Linked DNA regions of Mus musculus: regions 1 and 2 are each linked to region 3. A link is a loop called in an ENCODE intact Hi-C map of the cell type or tissue named here. Cell type or tissue: left cerebral cortex. All regions are shown on one strand. Links, peaks and the distances in the headings refer to the core of each region. The heading gives the core; the rest is flanking DNA.

Evidence for each region. Hi-C counts contacts between places; a loop is a spot of excess contacts. Peaks named below come from ENCODE experiments on the same cell type or tissue, not always from the same donor. Only the 100,000 strongest peaks of a DNase experiment are listed, where the experiment ranks them.
Region 1: it touches region 3 in a loop (7-fold over the local background); 5 of 42 quality-filtered maps call a loop at or near these places.
Region 2: it touches region 3 in a loop (7-fold over the local background); 6 of 42 quality-filtered maps call a loop at or near these places.

The regions. Positions count from the first base shown.
Region 1 is chr6:58,213,935-58,220,072 of GRCm38, forward strand. Vmn1r27 (vomeronasal 1 receptor 27) reads right to left here and starts at 2,083. Exons shown (of 1, transcript NM_134436.2): 1 at 1,172-2,083. The coding sequence starts at 2,083. The coding sequence ends at 1,172. In left cerebral cortex, for the core only: a CTCF peak has its summit at 2,387; a DNase peak (open chromatin) is centred at 2,379.
Region 2 is chr6:57,473,297-57,479,434 of GRCm38, forward strand. It overlaps 4930533I22Rik (a long non-coding RNA gene), which reads left to right. Exons shown (of 5, transcript XR_869131.1): 2 at 2,976-3,128; 3 at 3,317-3,494. LOC108169146 (a long non-coding RNA gene) reads left to right here and starts at 4,472. Exons shown (of 3, transcript XR_001785266.1): 1 at 4,472-5,173. In left cerebral cortex, for the core only: a CTCF peak has its summit at 2,687 (motif pointing left); a DNase peak (open chromatin) is centred at 2,712.
Region 3 is chr6:56,806,617-56,812,754 of GRCm38, forward strand. No RefSeq gene overlaps it. Among named protein-coding and RNA genes, the nearest start is that of Kbtbd2, 12 kb to the left of the region's middle. In left cerebral cortex, for the core only: a CTCF peak has its summit at 2,208; DNase peaks (open chromatin) are centred at 2,230 and 3,111.

The DNA of each region.
Region 1 (6,138 bases), core at 455-5,454, 1.4 Mb after region 3:
TAAGACAGCAGGTGAATGGCAACAGCAAAGCAAACAGAAAGAGCAGGTGACAGCCAACATTGCCTTCTGTCCCCCATTGCACATATACATACATATTTTATCTGTGCACACACATAGATCCATGCATATAGATACACAATGAAAACATTTTCAATATGTATGTATCTAAATTATTTTTATTTACCAACAATATTTTAATACATGTAAATGAAATGAAGTACAAATAAACAGGCACATGGTATTTTCATATGAGTCATTAAGTAACTGTAGCAAAAAATGGGAACTTTAAAGTCATAGAAATTTTATGAATCCAGAAAAGTTATAATTAGGGAATAGAAATAAAGCTACAATAAAATATTTAAACTATTCTTTAATGAGCAAGAGTACAAAATCTTTTGGAAAGAAAGCTTAAAAAGTCACTATCAGCAAGGATCTCCTTTTGAGGAAACTCGGAAGCAAGGGAATATTCATTTTACAAAGTAAAAGGGAAAAAGAGAATTTATGTAGAAATATCAATCTGTTTTGTACAATTAACTTTAAAACTATGGTTCTTAGCAACAGAAATGTCAAAAGAATGTATATGTGTAATACCACAAATTTTAATTAAATCATATGAAGAATCCTGCTTTGCTACCTGAACCATTAAAGTTTATTTATTTATTTATTCATTCATTCATTTAAATCCCAACCAGTGTCCCTTTCACAGAGTTCCACTTCCTATCCCTCATCCCCTTCTTCTCTGATATGGTGTCCCACCCCATTGTATTACACTGCCCAGGCAATAAAGTCTCCGTAGGGGTCAGGTCAGCTTCTCCAGCTGATGCTAAACAAGGCAGGACTGTTGGGGAATGGATTCCATGACAGACAGCAACTTTAGGAACAGGCACAGTTTGCTGGGGGAATTCACATGGAGACTGGGCTGTACATCCATTACATATGTGCTAGGGACATTAAAGTTTAAAAGAAACAAACAGTATTTTAGAGAAAAATAATTGGTGCTGTACAGAATGAATCCTTATAGCCATCTATAAGTCCAATTTCAGGATATTGCATGACATATCACCTCTGCAGGTAGCAGGAATGTACACATAGATACATGCTGGCACAACAACACTCATAGGTATAAATAAATAATAAATTAATAGGTTTTTAAAGAAATGAAAAAAATGTTTTATAAAAATCTCTGGTGGTGCTTTGAGTACATGTTTTTCACCATAATTATTATTCTGTTATCAGAACCGATTTGTACCAAAGGACTAATTGTGGGATAGGCATACATCAGAAACTTCTGAACCATCAGGCTGACTGGATCATAAATCCACAACAGAACTGATGTGGTTGAGATGATGAAGTCCACCCAGTACATGACCACAAAGAAAATCACCAGCAGCAAGATAGTCTGGGTGGCTCTTTTCTCAGGGGATGCTCTCAGGTGCTTGATGCTATGAAGGTGCTTGCACTGCCTCTGATGTCTATACAAGATAATCACCATGTATGTACTTGTGGTTAGCATCATTCCTACAAGAAATACATCTCTGGAGGTTGTCACTGTAAAAATGAATACCCTGATGATGGAGTTCATGCGGAAGAGTAAGCAGGATTTAGTGATCTGCATCTGGTTAGTCTCACTCACATTAGTAAAACCACGAACATAGAAGATCCGGCTACTACTGTATGAAAAACTGAAAGACCAAATACATAAGAAAACATAGACCATGTATTTTCTTAGTTTCTGTTTAAATTTTGCCAAACAAGAAGTACTGGGAGTGATTGTGACAGCCTGGAACACACTCAGGAGGCAGGTGGTGCAGATAGAGAGGCATCTCATCACCCTGCTTATGTAAAAAGTTGCCTTACATTTGAAGTCATTATTAATATTCAGTGACTCAAATATGTCTGTAAGCAACAGGTCCCCTCCAGTGAGGCACACCATTATATGAATGAAGGTCAGCTGACAGGAGATCAAGTCTGTGGGCTTAGGTCTGTGACCTACAATTATGAAAATATAGAAGCAAAGAAGAGACATATTTGCTAGGACTCCAAGTCCAGCTTGGAAATAAAGGACATTCTTGAGTGAGAACATAAGTAAAAATTGTATTCATCTTAAGAGCATTGTAGAAATTTATTTCAAATATCTGAAAAAAATAGAGTATACATCAAACTTTTGATACACTGGATAATAAGACTCTATCCTCATTTCATTTTTCATACTAGTTGATTATTGGCTTGTCTTTTTAACTTTTGATGTTCCAGATTTTACATCATTGTCTACATTTCTACATGCCCTCCATGTATCTCCTGTATACTTACCATATTGTGAACAATAAATTTATTCACACATATTTAGACAGAATTCATAATTTGTGAGCCTGTAGTGCCCCCTAGTCTCATGTTTTAGAAATCCAGCCCTGTTGATTTAAATTGACTCGTTTTATACTTAACACCTAAAACAGTAGTGATGAGAACAGATAACACATTTGTATAACTGAATAAAACTTACGTTGATATGGAAAATAGTCACAGAAAATAACAAAAAAATATTGAGGGGAGGCTATAATTTTACTGTGCTCTATTTTGTTCAAATACTTTTGTTTTATCTCATAATTCTAATGAAAGCATGGTGCTAATTCATGATAATCCCACTATTTTAATTAGCAAAATATCTTCCTCAATTCATCTATTTTTATGTTTCTTTTTAATAAATCCATAATCTGCATTTAAGACTAGATACAGTTGGAGACCACTAAAGTATACTTTCCACATCCTATTACCATTAATTATCATTATAAATATTCATAGATGGCACTCAGCTTAGTTCCCATCTCATCACCTTTTATGAAGCTGGACTTCAGGTTTAAAAAGCCTGACTCCCAGCTACCATGGCAAACACTGTTTTTCTCTTCCTTTTGAATGGAATTGTAAATTGCTAATATAATCAGAAGTTATGTCTTTTCAGCCATTCGTATTGACATTTTACCTAACTACCACTTTCTTCTCTATTTATCTTCCTACATTCTCTAGGTATCCCCCCCCACACACCTCTCCTATTTTCCTGTTGAGATACTTGTACCCTGCAATTCTGCTTTCTATTGCTCCCACCCCCAACCCTATCCTGGCAATGGTTCCGTTTTCCTTTTCTGTTTTCTGTAGTTACCATGTAATCACACCTGAACATGTATCATTTGGAGCCTCCAACAAGATGAAACATGTGGTATTAAAAGAATCACCATTTTCCAAACATTATGACAAACATGAACTTGTGGAAGATTTTGAGTTTAAAACAGATTCCTTCCCATGCAATAGAAAACAAAGTCTCCAGTGTTATCATACGTCATCAGCACTCACACATGTTTTATAGATGCACTCAACAGTCTTACCTTTAGTGCCCATGTTTATTATTTGCCATGATTACCAAGATCAATTTATTATGGGACTAATTTAATTTACTACTTTAAAGTCAGCTTGTGTTAGAGAAATAGAAAATAACTATACTGGCCCAGATTCTTGTGAGGAAAGGTGAGCCTAATTATATTTTCAACTTCACTAGTATACTCCATATATATAGATACACACATGCAATCATGTGTAGAAATAATGCAAAAGATATTGCCCGAGACTATCCTATAACATATCCATGAATATGATAGCATAAATCACACATTTTATATTTACATAATACTTCCTTCTAAAGAGTTTAATCTTGTAAAGCAATAGATTCATCAAAACTGCCAGAACCAAATATCTGATTCTCTCACCAACATACATTTATATTAGCTTCACCATAATGTTATGTTTTTAAAAGTTCTAGGATACAGGGTATTGATGTACCTGAGTGGTCAAGAGGACTTTTTGCTTTTGCAAAGACGTTTACATTTGTAAGGATAACTTTACAAGGATTTAAAAATGAGGTGAGAGTTCCAAATATTTTTGAACTACACATAAAAGATCTACTTTAGTAGAGACCATTGAAATAGATTAAAGAATCTATGCAAATCATCTAGAACTTTTATGCTGTTAAGAGGATTTTGTGGTTTACTATGTCATTAATTGAAACTTTCCTAAGAATTCCTAAGTATATTTAAACTTACCAGCTTGTTTCATATAAATAAATGCACACAGTCAGTTAACTTGAGAAAAGTAGTAAAATGAGAAAATACAAATTACAATTTAAATGTACATTAATATGTACTCCTGTGCACCAATAAATGTCTGTGTATTTTTCCCTCTCTGAGATATCCTAGGTGTTTTGCTACAGGGATGGAAAACTAACACAGTTGGCCATACCTAGGTGAAACCATGATCTTAGAGTGCACTCTCAAGAGAATCCTCTGTCAGATATGCTCATAAAAATGTTGAGACTAGAGCTACATTTTAAATATATATCATTGTACAATCATTGTAAAAAATGAAGGGTTTGATGACTTTTTTTTAATATATAATACTGGTTGATCATCTTTACCCTATGAGACTTTCCTATCTCTGTTCATCTTCCTGCTGGTCCCTGTCTTCTTCCCAATACCCACTTCTACTCTCACATATAATAAGAAATCAAATTAAGTGAAATCTATGTCCTGTTATTAATCACTACACTGATAGTTTATGTCTGAAAGCATCTCTTTTATTTGCTTTTGGTATAACTCGAAAGTAAAATTCTAAGCAGAGACTTCTCTAACAATTTATTACAGAATCATGCTTCATTCTAACAACTACCTACAGCTCTCACTATAATGAAGAGAAAAAGAAACACTCACCCATCTGAGCCTTTGAAAGACATCTATGCAGAATGAGACCTGAAGAAGTAGTTATATAGATGAATGGTTATTATCTCATCTCCCTCTACACGAATACTTATCATGTCATCTGGAGAAGGGAGCTTTGACTTTAAGGATATTAGAAAGTGGCACTATCAAATTGAAAAGTGAACTTTCCTAATTGTAGGAAAACAGCGGAGTAGAACCAGCTGAGCTCTGGGTTTCTCAGGTGTAAGCTGTTCTCTCTAGGTGTTAACTGTGTGTGTGGATTAATTGATACAAGTCCTTGTGAACAAACAAAAGTAACAATAATATCCCATTTTTTAAAAGTAGAAAAACATTTTACATTCCACAAGGGATCCATCCTGCTTTCAAAACATTCATGGTATCCTTTATACATTGACAGTGGATTCATGGATTCACCTAAAATTTAGCATCTCTTTTGCTAAAATTATGAAAATGGTACCTCTACCAAACATACTTGGTGAAAGCCATTTTTCTTACAGAGCAAAAATATGGGAGGTAATATAACTCTATTATCACCAGAAATTAAGCTATAGGTCTATAAATGTTTACTTGGTATAGTGTGTAGAAGTATTCTATCAAAGGACATCATGAAATAAATCAAATCTTGAAATTTTAAGCACAAGCTAGAGAGAAAAATCCCAAGTTAATGGCAAAGAAAAGACCTTCACCAAGATCACAGAAGAATACTGCTGAAAAACCACACCCATACAAATATAAGAAGCACACAGAACTAAAAGGGACAAGACCAGAAGCAAAAGTTTTTATGCATCTTATAATTAAAACACTAAGAATACAAAAAAAAAAAAAAACTGGATTGAAAGTTCTAAGAGAAAAACTGCAAGTGACAAAGGAAACCCATCAAATGGAAAAGTGAACTTTCCTAATTCCAGGTTAATAGAGAAGGCAGAAAAGTCTACAGAAGTGCATCTCAAGTCGTAAATGACAATGAAAAATAATATACCTAGCATAGAGAAGCTGTGTGTGTGTGTGTGTGTGTTTATGTGTATTCAAGTCATGAAACATATGGTAATATGGGGAGGATTATTTTTGATTGAAAGTAGAAATGAGACTAGCAGAGAGAATGTAGAAATTGTGAAGTCATAAATATGAAAACACAAAGTACCACTGAGAACACAACTCCAAAATTCAACAGTAGAATCTCCAGAACTAAAACACACATTTCAATAATTATTCAAACATGAATGGCCTCAATCTTCCACTCAAAATCACAGATTGACTAAATAAATCAAGAAACAAATTTATCTGCTGTCTCTAAGAAACATCTTAGTTTTAAAATATGTACCACCTTAGAATAAAAAGGTAGGACAAATTACTCCAGTGGAACCAGGAAGACAACAGG
Region 2 (6,138 bases), core at 455-5,454, 670 kb after region 3:
ATTCTTTGTATAGTTCTTTTTGTTTCTACTTAGTTGATTTCAGCCCTGAATTTGATTATTTCTTGCTATCTACTCCTCTTGGGTGTATTCGCTTCTTTTTATTCTAGAGCTTTCAGGTGTGCTGTTAAGCTACTAGTGTATGCTCTCTTCCGTTTCTTTTTGGAGGCATTCAGAGCTATGAATTTTCCTATTACAGCTGCTTTCATTGTGTACCATAAGTTTGGGTATATTATACCTTCATTTTCATTAAATTCTAAAGTCTTCAGTTTCTTTCTTTCTTCCTTGACAAAGTTATCACTGAGTAGAATGTTGTTCAGCTTCTACATGTATGTGGGCTTTCCATTGTTTTTGTTGCTACTGAAGACCAGCCTTAGTCCATGGTGATCTGATAGGGTGCATGGGATTATTTCAGTATTCTTGGATCTGTTGAGGCCTGTTTTGTGACCGATTATATGGTCAATTATGGAGAAGGTACCATGAGGTGCTGAGGAGAAGGTATATCCTTTTGTTTTAGGATGAAACGTTCTATAGATAGCTGTTAAATCCACTTGGTTCATAACTTCTGTTAGTTTCACTCTGTCTCTGTTTAGTTTCTGTTTCCTGGATTTGTCCATTGATGAGGGTGGGGTGTTGAAGTCTCCCACTATTATTGTGTGAGGTGAAATGTGTGCTTTGAGTTTTAGCAAAGTGTCTTTAATGAATGTGGTTGCCCTTGCATTTGGAGCATGGATGTTCAGAATTGAGAGTTCTTCTTGTTAAATTTTACCTTTGGTGAGTAATAAATGTCCCTCCTTATCTTTTTTGATAACTTTTTGTTGAAAGTTGATTTTATTTGATATTAGAATGGCTACCAGCTTGTTTCTTGGGAACATTTGCTTGGAAATTTTTTTTTCCAGTACTATACTCTGAGGTAGTGTCTGTCTTTGACACTGAGGTGAGTTTCCTGTATGCAGCAAAATGCTGGGTCCTGTTTAGATATTAGTCTGTTAGCCTGTCGTTTTATTGGGGAATTGAATCCATTGATGTTAAGAGATATTAAGGAATACTGATTGTTGCTTCCTGTTATTTTTGATGTTATTTTTATGTTTGTATAGTTATCTTCTTTGAGTTTGTTGAAAGAAGATTGCTTTCTTGTTTTTTCTAAGGTGTAGTTTTCCTTCTTGTATTGGAGTTTTCCATCATTTATCCTTTGTAGGGCTGGATTTGTGGAAAGGTATTGTGTAATTTTGCTTTTATTATGAGATATCTCGGTTTCTCCATCTATGGTAAGTGGATATAGTAGCCTGGGTTGGCATTTCTGTCCTCTTGGGGTCTGTATAACATTGGCCCAGGATCTTCTAGCTTTTATAGTCTCTGTTGAGAAGTCTTGTGTAATTCTGATAGATCTGCTTTTATATGTTACTTGACCTTATTCCCGTACTGCTTTTTATATTCTTTCCTTGTTTTGTGCATTTGGTGTTTTGACTGTTATGTGATGGGAGGAATTTCTTTTCTGGTCCAATCTATTTGGAGTTCTGTAGGCTTCTTGCATGTTCATGGGACTCTCTTTCCTTAGGTTAGGGAAGTTTTCTTCTATAATTTTTGTTAAAGATATCTACTGGTCCTTTATGTTGGGAATCTTCTCATTCTTCTATACCTATTATCCTTTGGTTTAGACTTTTCATTGTGTCCTGGATTTCCTGGGGATGTATGGGCTTAGGAGCTTTTTGCATTTTGCATTGTCTCTCACTGTTGTGTCAATGTTTTCTATGGTATCTTCTCCACCTGAGATTCTGATGCTTGCACCTATGACTCCTGATCTCTTTCCTAGGTTTTCTATCATCATGATTGTCTCCTTTTGTGATTTCTTTATTGTTTCTATTTCCATTTTAGATCATGGATGGTTTTGTTCAATTCCTTCACCTGTTCGGTTGTGTTTTCCTGCAATTATTTAAAGGATTTGTGTGCTTCCTCTTTAAGACTTCTACCTGTATTTCTTTAAGGGAGTATGTCCTTCTTACAGTCCTCTATCATCATGAGATGTGATTTTTAAATCAGAATCTTGCTTTTCATGTGTGTGGGAGGATTCAGGGCTCACTATGATAGGAGAACTGGGTTCTAATGATACCAAGTAGCCTTGGTTTTCTGTTGCTTATGTTCTTGTCCTTGCCTCCTACCATCTGTTTATTTCTGGTGTTAGTTGGTCTTGCTGTCTCTGAATAAGACTTGTCCTCCTGCCTATCATTTCAGTCTTCTGGTTTCCCTGTGTTTTCAGCTGCACAGACATGGCTGGCTCTCAGAGTCCCAGGAGCCTCAGATTCTTACGCTGCCTGAGACTGTCCCTTTTCCGGCTGATCTCTAATTCACTGTGGCAGTATTAGGCTAACTGTAAACGTCTTGGACATTTGGTTAGTCTTTGTACTGTTCTTATAGCTAGTTGTTTAGCTCTTTACAACTGCTAAGATTTTATAACAGAGAAGGGGCAAGATAAACCACTTTCTTTTTTAAATTGTTTATTTATTATTATTGTTGTTGTTGTTGATTTTTTTTCTTCAAGGGTTTCTCTGTGAAGCCTTGGCTGTTCTGAGATTTGCTGCATATACCAGGCTGTCCTCAAACTCAAAAGGTCTGCTTGCCTCTGACTCCCGAATTTTGGGATTAAAAGTATGTGCTGCCATCTCCTGGCTGCTTATTTTTAAAATTATATGTCTATATGCATATTTGAATGTGGGTTTGTGCACTTAAGTACCCAAAAAGGCCAAAAAAGAGGATTGAATCTCCTGGAGCTGTTACAGATGGTTGTCAGCAATGCCATGTGGTTGCTGTGGTTAAAAGTCAGGTCCCCTGCAAGAGCAGCGAGTGACCTTAGCCACTGAGCCATTTCTCTAGTATGCAAGATAAGTCATTTTCTTTAACAAATGTGGTGGATTGGGTAGTTTAAACTAAGAAAAATTAATTAAATGTATTATATATGTTTTATGTATGTATGGTTACAGTTGGAGTCAGAGACAAGAAGCAGACGATGGCACCCTGTGGGCTGAGGGGCAGCAATAAACCTTGATGTCAATAGAGCATCTGAGATGATGAGGACAAACACTTGAGCTGAGGAAGCAGTGCTATCCACTATATTCTTCCTTTCAAGGATGTAGGTAATGTGGGAAGATGGAGGGCTGACAGGAGATGCTTGTAGGTGATTCCCAGGGAGGTGTCTGAGAAACACTTTCAGCTACTTTCCCAAAGCTAAGTGTTTCCAAACATGCTTGAAACAGTTGTGTAGAGAACAGCATGGACCAAAGTGGGAGATGACTGAGCACTGGATGTCCCTTTTGATTTTCAGAGTGCCATGAGGTGAGACCTCTGTGACATCACAGGGTAAAACCCTGCCTTAGTAATTGCAGAGTGCTTAGCCTGAGGATAACTCAGAGTCCAGCAAGGAGGTCTGGGATTCACACTGAGCACATGTGTCTGCCCAGGCTTGGGATGTTTTCTGGGAAGGACTACCTGAAATTCATCACGTGAGTAGCTTACTCAGTGCGAGGCACTTCTTCACTGGGGTCTTAAGTGGGGGAGGCAGAAATAGGGAGAGAGACTAAAAGTGTTTCTGATTAAAGACAGCTCTAAGACTGTCTTCAAGAGAGCTAAGGAAAGCTAGAAACAGATCAGAAGTCTTACAGTAGTGGGAATGGCCACTCAAGACTACAGAAAGAAAAACCTCTCACTCACCAGGAGGAGAGGTCTTGGAAAGAAGCCACATATATACATCTGGACCAGGACTTGAGCCCCCAGACTAGACCAGGAAGGCAGGAACAGTGCTTTTGCCACACCCACATTTGACCATCACACATAGCTTGTCCAGGGAAGGAGGCAGAGCATCTTCCCTGGTGACTTCAGGCCATGGCAATAGCAATCTTTGCATGTGTACTCAGAGAGCTGCCACAATATTAGTCAAACATCAATGCCAGTACCACAGGAAACGCCATGACAGCACCTTCCCCTCTCATTCTGCACTTAAATACATGTTTCACTTTGTAGGTGTGTTGTATATGTTCTTATGTATGTGCTCATGTCTGCAGGTCTAAATCCATATGTGTGAAAGTGCATGAGGAGGACATGGAATGATGCCACATATCTTGCTACAAATATGTATAAACAGTTGCTGTATCAGCAAGGTGTGTGTGTGTGTGTGTGTGTGTGTGTGTGTGTGTGTGCATATGCACATGCACATGCTAAAGAACTTGCCAAACAAGTACTCAGGGAGACAACACCTACAACTCACCAGTTGTAGTTACACAACTCAGGGTACATTATGTTAAGAGAGAAAGCATGGTCATTCCTCATGTTACATCTAGGCACATGGGAAGAAGCTGGAGAGAGGTGTGGTCAGCCTCTGTTACCTCATATAGCCTGTTGCCATGGTTAAAGGCTGTGGTGTTAGTGTGAGGGAGCTCAGGGATGGGCTGGGATCTGGAAGGAACTGCAGGTTTGTTGGGCTGTATGTTGGGAGAATATATACAGATCCCTCTGCTGAAGTCCTGACTAAACCTCAGTGTGCTATACTGGGAGATAGGAGTAAGGAGGTGTATGAAGCCTAATGTGGTCCTTGAAGTGACCTTTAGCAGGGCCTGTGCTAAAGCAGTAGAAACTGTTGCAGTAAATATCAGCAGTGTGTATGTGTGCATACGCACATGCTAAATAATTTGCCAAACAAGTACTCAGGGAGACAACACCTACAACTCACCAGAGAATAAGCCTAATGTGGTCCTTGAAGTGACCTTTAGCAGGGCCTGTGCTAAAGCAGTAGCAGCAGAAACTGTTGCAGTAAGTATCAGCAGGGTGTGTGTGTGTGTGTGTGTGTGTGTGTATGTGCGTATGCACATGCACATACTAAAGAACTTGCCAAACAAGTACTCAGGGAGACAACACCTACAATTCACCAGAGAATAAGCCTAGGGAATGGTCACACCCAGCTTGTACCACATGAAAAGACTCCAGGCTCCAGACTAGTGCAGGATGAAGCTCTGCTGTTGTGCCCTAAGCCATGGACAACTATCAGCTATGGCAGCCCATTGTGTCCAGGGCAGGTAGGAGATGGTGCAGAGTCCTACTGTCTGGGCTTCTGAAGGGACTTTGCTTCTTCACAGTAATAATCTTGTCTTTTATGTCCAGGGGTTGTCTCCAGCATGGCCGAAAGCAGGTACTCAACAGGTGTGGGAACTAAAAGGGAGGCTGGGGAAGAGGGGGGAAGGAGGATAGTCCACGTCCCGCCAGAGTTCCACCTATGCTCTGGGCAGGCGGACATGGGAGGGCTGCCCAACACTTTCCACTCAGCCCCGGGTGGGCATCTAAGCCACTGACCTCACTCAATGGGGGGTGGACAAGGGGCAGCCCCTGACAGGGGGACCCAGAGTGACACCCTGTAGCCCCAGGGTTATGGGAGTGAGGGCTGAGGGAGAGAGGTTCCCACACAGGTGAGAATCTGTGCAGCGGGCCTTGATGAGCAGAGACAGTCTATGGTTTAAGAGCTTTATTATAGAAAGGCAGGGAGAAAGGATAGAAGGTAAAAGAGAGAGAGACCAGCCATGGCCAAGAGGAGACAAAGGGGAAAGGGAGATAGAGAAGAAAGTCTAGAGAGTAAGAGGGAGAGAGACGAAGAGAGGGGAAAGGAGAGAGAAGAGAAAGGGGATTAAGAGCAAGAGGAGTGAGAGAGTGAGGAGGGGTCAAACAGCCCTTTTATGGTATGCTGTCATCTTTACTGTTGCTAGGTAACTGGGGAGGAGTCTAGCCTGAAGGTCAGAAGCTTGAGACATTGCCTATATGACTATTAACCATGCTTCTCCTGTGGGGGCTGAGGGGACAGGTAACTTTGACAAGAGCCAGAGTTTCAGGAGACATGAGAGAACGGAGATATGTATGTATATCTCTGTCACAGAAAAATAATAATGTAAACATGCAGAAAAATAGCATACAGTGATAATAGCATACAGATAATGATAATTATGTTTTTTTCATTTATTCAAAAATGAGTAGAAACAAACTAATAATATTTTATTTTATGTGTATGGGTGTTTTGCCTGCATGCATTTCTGTGTGCCATGTGCATTTAGTGCCCACAGAGGTGGGAAGAGGGTATCAGATACACTAGGGATGACGTCAGAGGAT
Region 3 (6,138 bases), core at 332-5,331:
AGACAAACAAATCTTACAGGAGTCTCAGAGTTAGAGTCTCAGCTTTCAGAAGGCTAAGACAAGAGGACTGAGCATTTGAAACCAGCATGAGGTAAATAGCAAGATCTTGTCCCCCAAACCAAAGGGCTGGAGATGACAGTCAGTGGTGGAGTACTGGCCTGACATGCACAAAGCTATGGATTCAATTCTTCACACATGCACACACACAGAGTGACTTTTCTTCAATACTGCCTCTCTAGAGAAGCTTAGTAAAACAGACAATGTAGCAACACACTGTAGTCTCAGCTGAAACAAAAGATCACTTGATCCCACAGAACCCCAGCCTAGACAGTAAAGTGTGACCCCAGTCACCAAAACTAAAAACCAGAGGCAGGAAGATGGCTCAGTGGGTAAAGTCGTTTGCTGCCAAGCCTGAAGACTTGAATTTTATTCCTGGGAACTCACATGGTGAAAAGAGAAAACAGACTTCTACAAATTGTCTTCTGATCTCCATACTTGTATATCCGTGTTCATTGCTGTTTTATTCACAAGACCTAGGAAACAGAATCAACTGGAGAATGGATAAGAAATATGTGATAGACATTAATACAAATTATTCACCTGTAAAGAAAAAAAAAGAGGACATGAAAATTGCAGGTAAAGGGCAGGAACTGGAAAATGTACCAAAGTGAGGTAATTCAGGTCTAGCAAGACAAACACCGTGGTTTCCCATATGTGCTGTCCTAGTTTGTTTTCTACTACTGTGATAAAGACTGTGGCCAAAAGCAACTTATAGAGTAAGGGGTTTTATTATCTTACATGCCTCAATTACAGCCAGTCACTAAGAGAAGTCAGGACGGGACTCAGACAGGAGCAGAGTGGGGGATCACTGACACTGCTCACCGACTCAATCATCTCAGGAGCACTCTCTCCCGGAAGGAGGTTTCACATCACTCTTTAACCAAGGAAAAGCCCTACAGTCATGCCTATGGGGCACTTTCATAGAGGTAATTCCTCAATTTCAGTTTCCTCTTGCCAGGTGACTCAGTTTGTGTGAAGTTAGAACAAACTGACTAGCACGCATGAGGATTACAGTGGAATCCAGGAAACTAGAGAGGTGTTTTTGGGGACATGCTAAGGGAGCACAGATTGAACATTGTCAGTAAAATAAAAGTAGAGGTGAAATATTGGGGTTAGAAGGACTTAAGCAGGAAGGGGAGACCAGTAGGGTGGAGGGAAGGGTTAACCCAAAGGAAGAGTGAATGAAAAGCCATACAGAAGTCTACTATCTCACAATCCAATTTAAAATCAGTTTAAAGGATAGTAGAAAACATGTGAAATAAAAGAAGAGGAGGAGATACAGGGCATTAGAGGAATAAGCAGGGATAGAGGTAGGAGGATGGAAGGGAGGAAAATGTAGTAGGTAGGTCAGCCAAAATTTGAGTGTATACAAAAGCCTTAAGAAAACCCACTAGTGGGAAGAGAGACCCCTTGGTATTGCAAACATTATATGCCCCAGTACAGGGGAATGCCAGGGCCAAGAAGCAGGAGTGGGTGGGTAGGGGAGCAGGGTTAGGGGAGGGTATAGGGAACTTTCGGGATAGCATTTGAAATTTGAAATGTATATAAAGAAAATATCTAATAAAAAAAAAAGAAAACCCACTAGTTAGTACGATTCTGTGGTGGTTTGAATAAGAATGGTCTCTATAGGCTCACAGGGTAGAATCCACTATTGGTATGTTGCAAAATGGTCTTGCTGCCAATGTGCCTTCTACATATTACCCATAGATAGTCCTGAGTTGCTGTTTCCTTGGTCAGAGAAGTGTCTTTTTTTCCATCAACCAATGGAAAGAATGGACAGCTGGTCACAGTGTAGGGAATAGACACTGAGTGTTCAGTCCTATATTAGAGAGAGCCATAGATTGAACTCAATAGGTTGAGCTTCAAGGATTTAAAACAGCTGTTTAATATTTTCTACCTAGGAGCTCTCCAATATTAATTGCTATCTGGCCATTTTCTGGCTCTTTATTTTGCCCATTAGGTAAGTTCTGGATGGTTGCTGGTTTGTTCTGTCATCTGAGCATTGAGGGATTAGGTGTTTGTTCAAATCTTTCCAATCTGGCATCGTGCTTATCTTCTCAGAAATTATAAACTTCCTGTGAGCTGTCAGCATCAGATGGCATCTCCATTCTGATCAGTGATGCTTGCAGTTGATGTGTTTCCAATGTTTCAACACTAGGGGGAGATCCTAGCCCACGTATATCCCTAGTGTAAAACCAGCATACTATTCAGAATGAGCCAGAGGAATAACTGGAAGGGATGGTCCGCCTTTACAGTAATCAGAGCTGGGCAAAATCACTGTGGACAAACCAATTCCAGGAACATTTTCTGTGCCTGTGGCTACCAATACACTATTTACCACCCTGATCTACATACAGCTGGAATAAGATCAAGGTCAACAATGTCATAGGTTGCCTGATGCTGAATTATGGCTTAAGATTGCTACAACCAACCATAAAGGATGCTGACTGAAATGGAAGTCTGTTAGCCTGGAGTAATGTGTCTTTTCCTGATTCCAGAAAAAAATAAAATAAAAACACCCCAAGTGAGATTATTAAAACTAAACGTTTCTTTAAAATTAGTGTATCCTCACACTTGAAAATAGCAACAGTCACTGATAGATTTTCACAGAAACTCATTATTGAGAAAATGAGCTATTCCATTTCCAAAACTTGGTTTTTTCTTTGTTTTCAAATCCTTAATTTGATGGCACAGAAAAATTTTGGTTTCCATTTCCTTGTATGAATAATGTTAAGAGTTTACATAACTTTTTCTATAAGACAGAAGCAAGACATATATGAATTGCACTAACACACACACACTGCTGCCACTAACTCTTATCCTATATCTTTCTATCCTATGCAAGGGGACACTAATTTTGACCCCCCCTTTCCTTTCCTTTCCTTTCCTTTCCTTTCCTTTCCTTTCCTTTCCTTTCCTTTCCTTTTCAACTGCTAGCTTATCTGCCCACAGTTTCTGTAGCCTTCTTCACCCCCACCTTTTCTAACCAAAGCCGCAGAATCACGAGTCTCCACCATGCCCTGTTTTACCTTCTGCATTATGCAAGCTTTGGGGATAACTGCTCTGCAAATCTTACTCTCCCTCAGACCTCCTCTGCCCCACATTTGCGTGTCTTTGTTCTCTTTATCTCTTACCGTCTCCCCAATAGTCATCAGCTTCAGGTTCAAGAAGTGGAGGCTCTGCTGGGCGGTGATGGCGCACGCCTTTAATCCCAGCACTTGGGAGGCAGAGGCAGGCCGATTTCTGAGTTTGAGGCCAGCCTGGTCTACAAAGTGAGTTCCAGGACAGCCAGGCTGTAAAGAGAAACCCTGTCTCGCTAAACTAAACTAAACTAAACTAAACTAAACTAAACTAAACTAAACTAAACTAAACAAACAAAAAAACAAAGAAGTGGAGGCTCTAAGTTCAGAAAATCTATGATAACCGGCTTACCTCCACACAGTCAATCCGAGGAGGCCATGCAATGTTCTTTGGAGGCAGATCACATTGACGAAAACTGTCCAGGAGGGAGAAGTGGAGCTGCCCTAGGCTGCCATTCCTCAGCAAGATGATGGTGGTGGTACTGAAGAGTATGGCAGGTCTCAGCCCACTTAGCAGGACAGCACCAATGCCACAGGCAGAGGCCAGTCAGCCAGTTCTGCCACCCCACTGGCTTTGTAATGATAGAGGAAGCTGCAGTTAGCACAGGAGCAACACTCCTGCCCCTAAAAGGTTCCTGGAAAGGGTGGCAGGGGAAGGCTGTGTCAGGGGGAGGGTTGTGTCAGGGGGAGGGTTGTGTCAGGGGGTGGGCTGTGTCAGGGGAGGGCTGTGTCTGGGGGAGGGCTGTGTCTGGGGGAGGGCTGTGTCTGGGGGAGGGTTGTGTCAGGGGGAGGGCTGTGTCAGGGGGAGGGTTGTGTCTGGGGGAGGGTTGTGTCTGGGGGAGGGTTGTGTCAGGGGGAGGGCTGTGTCAGGGGGAGGGCTGTGTCTGGGGGTGGGCTGTGTCAGGGGAGGGCTGTATTTGGGGGAGGGCTGTGTCAGGGGAGGGCTGTGTCTGGGGGAGGGCTGTGTCAGGGGAGGGCTGTGTCTGGGGAGGGCTGTGTCTGGGGGAGGGCTGTGTCAGGGGAGGGCTGTAGCAAGGGAGGTTTATCTTTCACAGGCTTAGGATGATGGTGTTGGAAGAACACTCTGGTCTCTAGGGTGGGCTCCCTTCCACGCATGTCCAACCTTTTGACATTGTGAAGTAACACTGCTATCCACAAAGTTCATGTTTGAGCACCACACAATTGAATTACAAATGTAGTAGAAAATAATTATAGATCCCGGCATGAGGCTTCTTCCCTGCCTTTGACCATTTATGTTCCCTAATGAAAGACACACAGCCTTCATATTTTAATATGCCCTAGGCAGCACAATAGCTGGGCAGCTGCCTACCCTCTACGCTGTTAGAATCCACTTTCCTATCAATACCCCAAATCATCACTATTCACTATGTTCCATCTGGACTGCTCTTAGCTCCAATTGGGCAGCCCACAAGGCCATGTTCTCTTGGCCCTTAGTCCATGGTGGCTCTCCTCTCTCCTGCACATTCTTTTTTCATTGCCTCTGCCTCCTCCTTTTTCCTTGTGTTCCTCTCTCTCTAAGCCCACAACATCTCAACCCCACCTATGTCTCTTCTGCCCAGCTATTGGCTGTTGGCATCTCTATTCACCAATCATAATTAACTGGGGCTAGGGCCACTCAGTGTCTTACATGTAGACTCTCTTGTCTCTGGGGTACCAGTCTTGGGGCCCTCAGATTAGCATTAGAATATAAGCAGCATTAGGCCAACCCATTACAATAGCAAAAACTACCCTCCTAATATTTTAAGTGATTTTACAATTTTGTGTTGAGCCTCAATCATATTTTGGCCACATGTACCCATGGACCACAGGTTAGAGAAGCCTGTTTAAAGTCATAGGGATGTTCTTGATGGAGAGGAGTGGGGCAATGGGGCCTGAGCACAGCATCCTTGAGTTTGAAGTTATGGGATGGGTTTATTTCAGTGCTTTCAAGACGTAGATCATTATGCTGTTAGTATAAAAAAAGCCAATTAAGCTTGGGAATATTATAGTATTCTGTGGTGGTCTGAATGAGAATGACTCCCCTCCCCCCACCACAGCAGCTACATAGGCCCATATGTTTGAATACTTGGCCTCTGTCTGGTCCCCCAAGAAAGTCTGTTTCCCAAGGCTGGCATTTAGACCAAAGTTCCCATTCCTTTAGGGGCTTGAAGAAAGTTCTTGTTTGCTAAAAAGGAGTCATTCTCCTTATCTCTGGCAAGAGGAGCTTGTGGTCCTTTCATTAACTTATGGCTGTGGTGCCCATTAACTTGTCAAGGTCAATGCTTACACTCTAGACTCATTCAGTCTGGGCTCACAAGCCTCATGCCAGCTCAGAAGCCCCCCTTTTCCTGGTCCCACTTATCCCTCAAAATCTTTTCCCTGTCAGCTTCTCCTTGCTTTCCCAGGAGACAACCTTTGTAGTTTGGAATAAACTTTTCCCTTTTGACCCACAGAGAAGGTATTTTGGTTTCTTTACTGTGCCCATTTTTCATTCAGTTCCCAACTGGTACTGTTAGGAAAGGATTAGGAGGTGTGGCCTTGTTGGAGGAGGAGCCACTCTGGTGGGCTCTGAGATTTTAAAGCCCTCCTGCCATTCACAGTAAGCTCTCAGTCTTTCCTGCTCCCACACCTTTGCTCTGCCATCATGGACTTTAACTCTTTAAAACCATAAGCCCAATTAAACTTTTTTAATTGGCTTAGTCACAGTGTCTTATCACAGCAATAGAAAAGTAAATTAAGATAGAAGTTGGTCTACTGCTGTGTTTCAAGGAATGTGGGAGGCTTTGAGACTTTGGATTAGGAAAGCAAGTGAACATTGAAAGCAGACTTTAATGGGCCATCCTAGTAGGAGCCTGGATGACAGTTGAGCTGAGAACTATGTAGACTGTGGAGTCCCACTGCAAGCAGATTCAGAAACAATATTAGGCACTGGGCTGGAGACAGTGTTGGAACCTCTGACATCTTGAGGTCACCACTGCAACCCAGGCTTTGTTTTCAG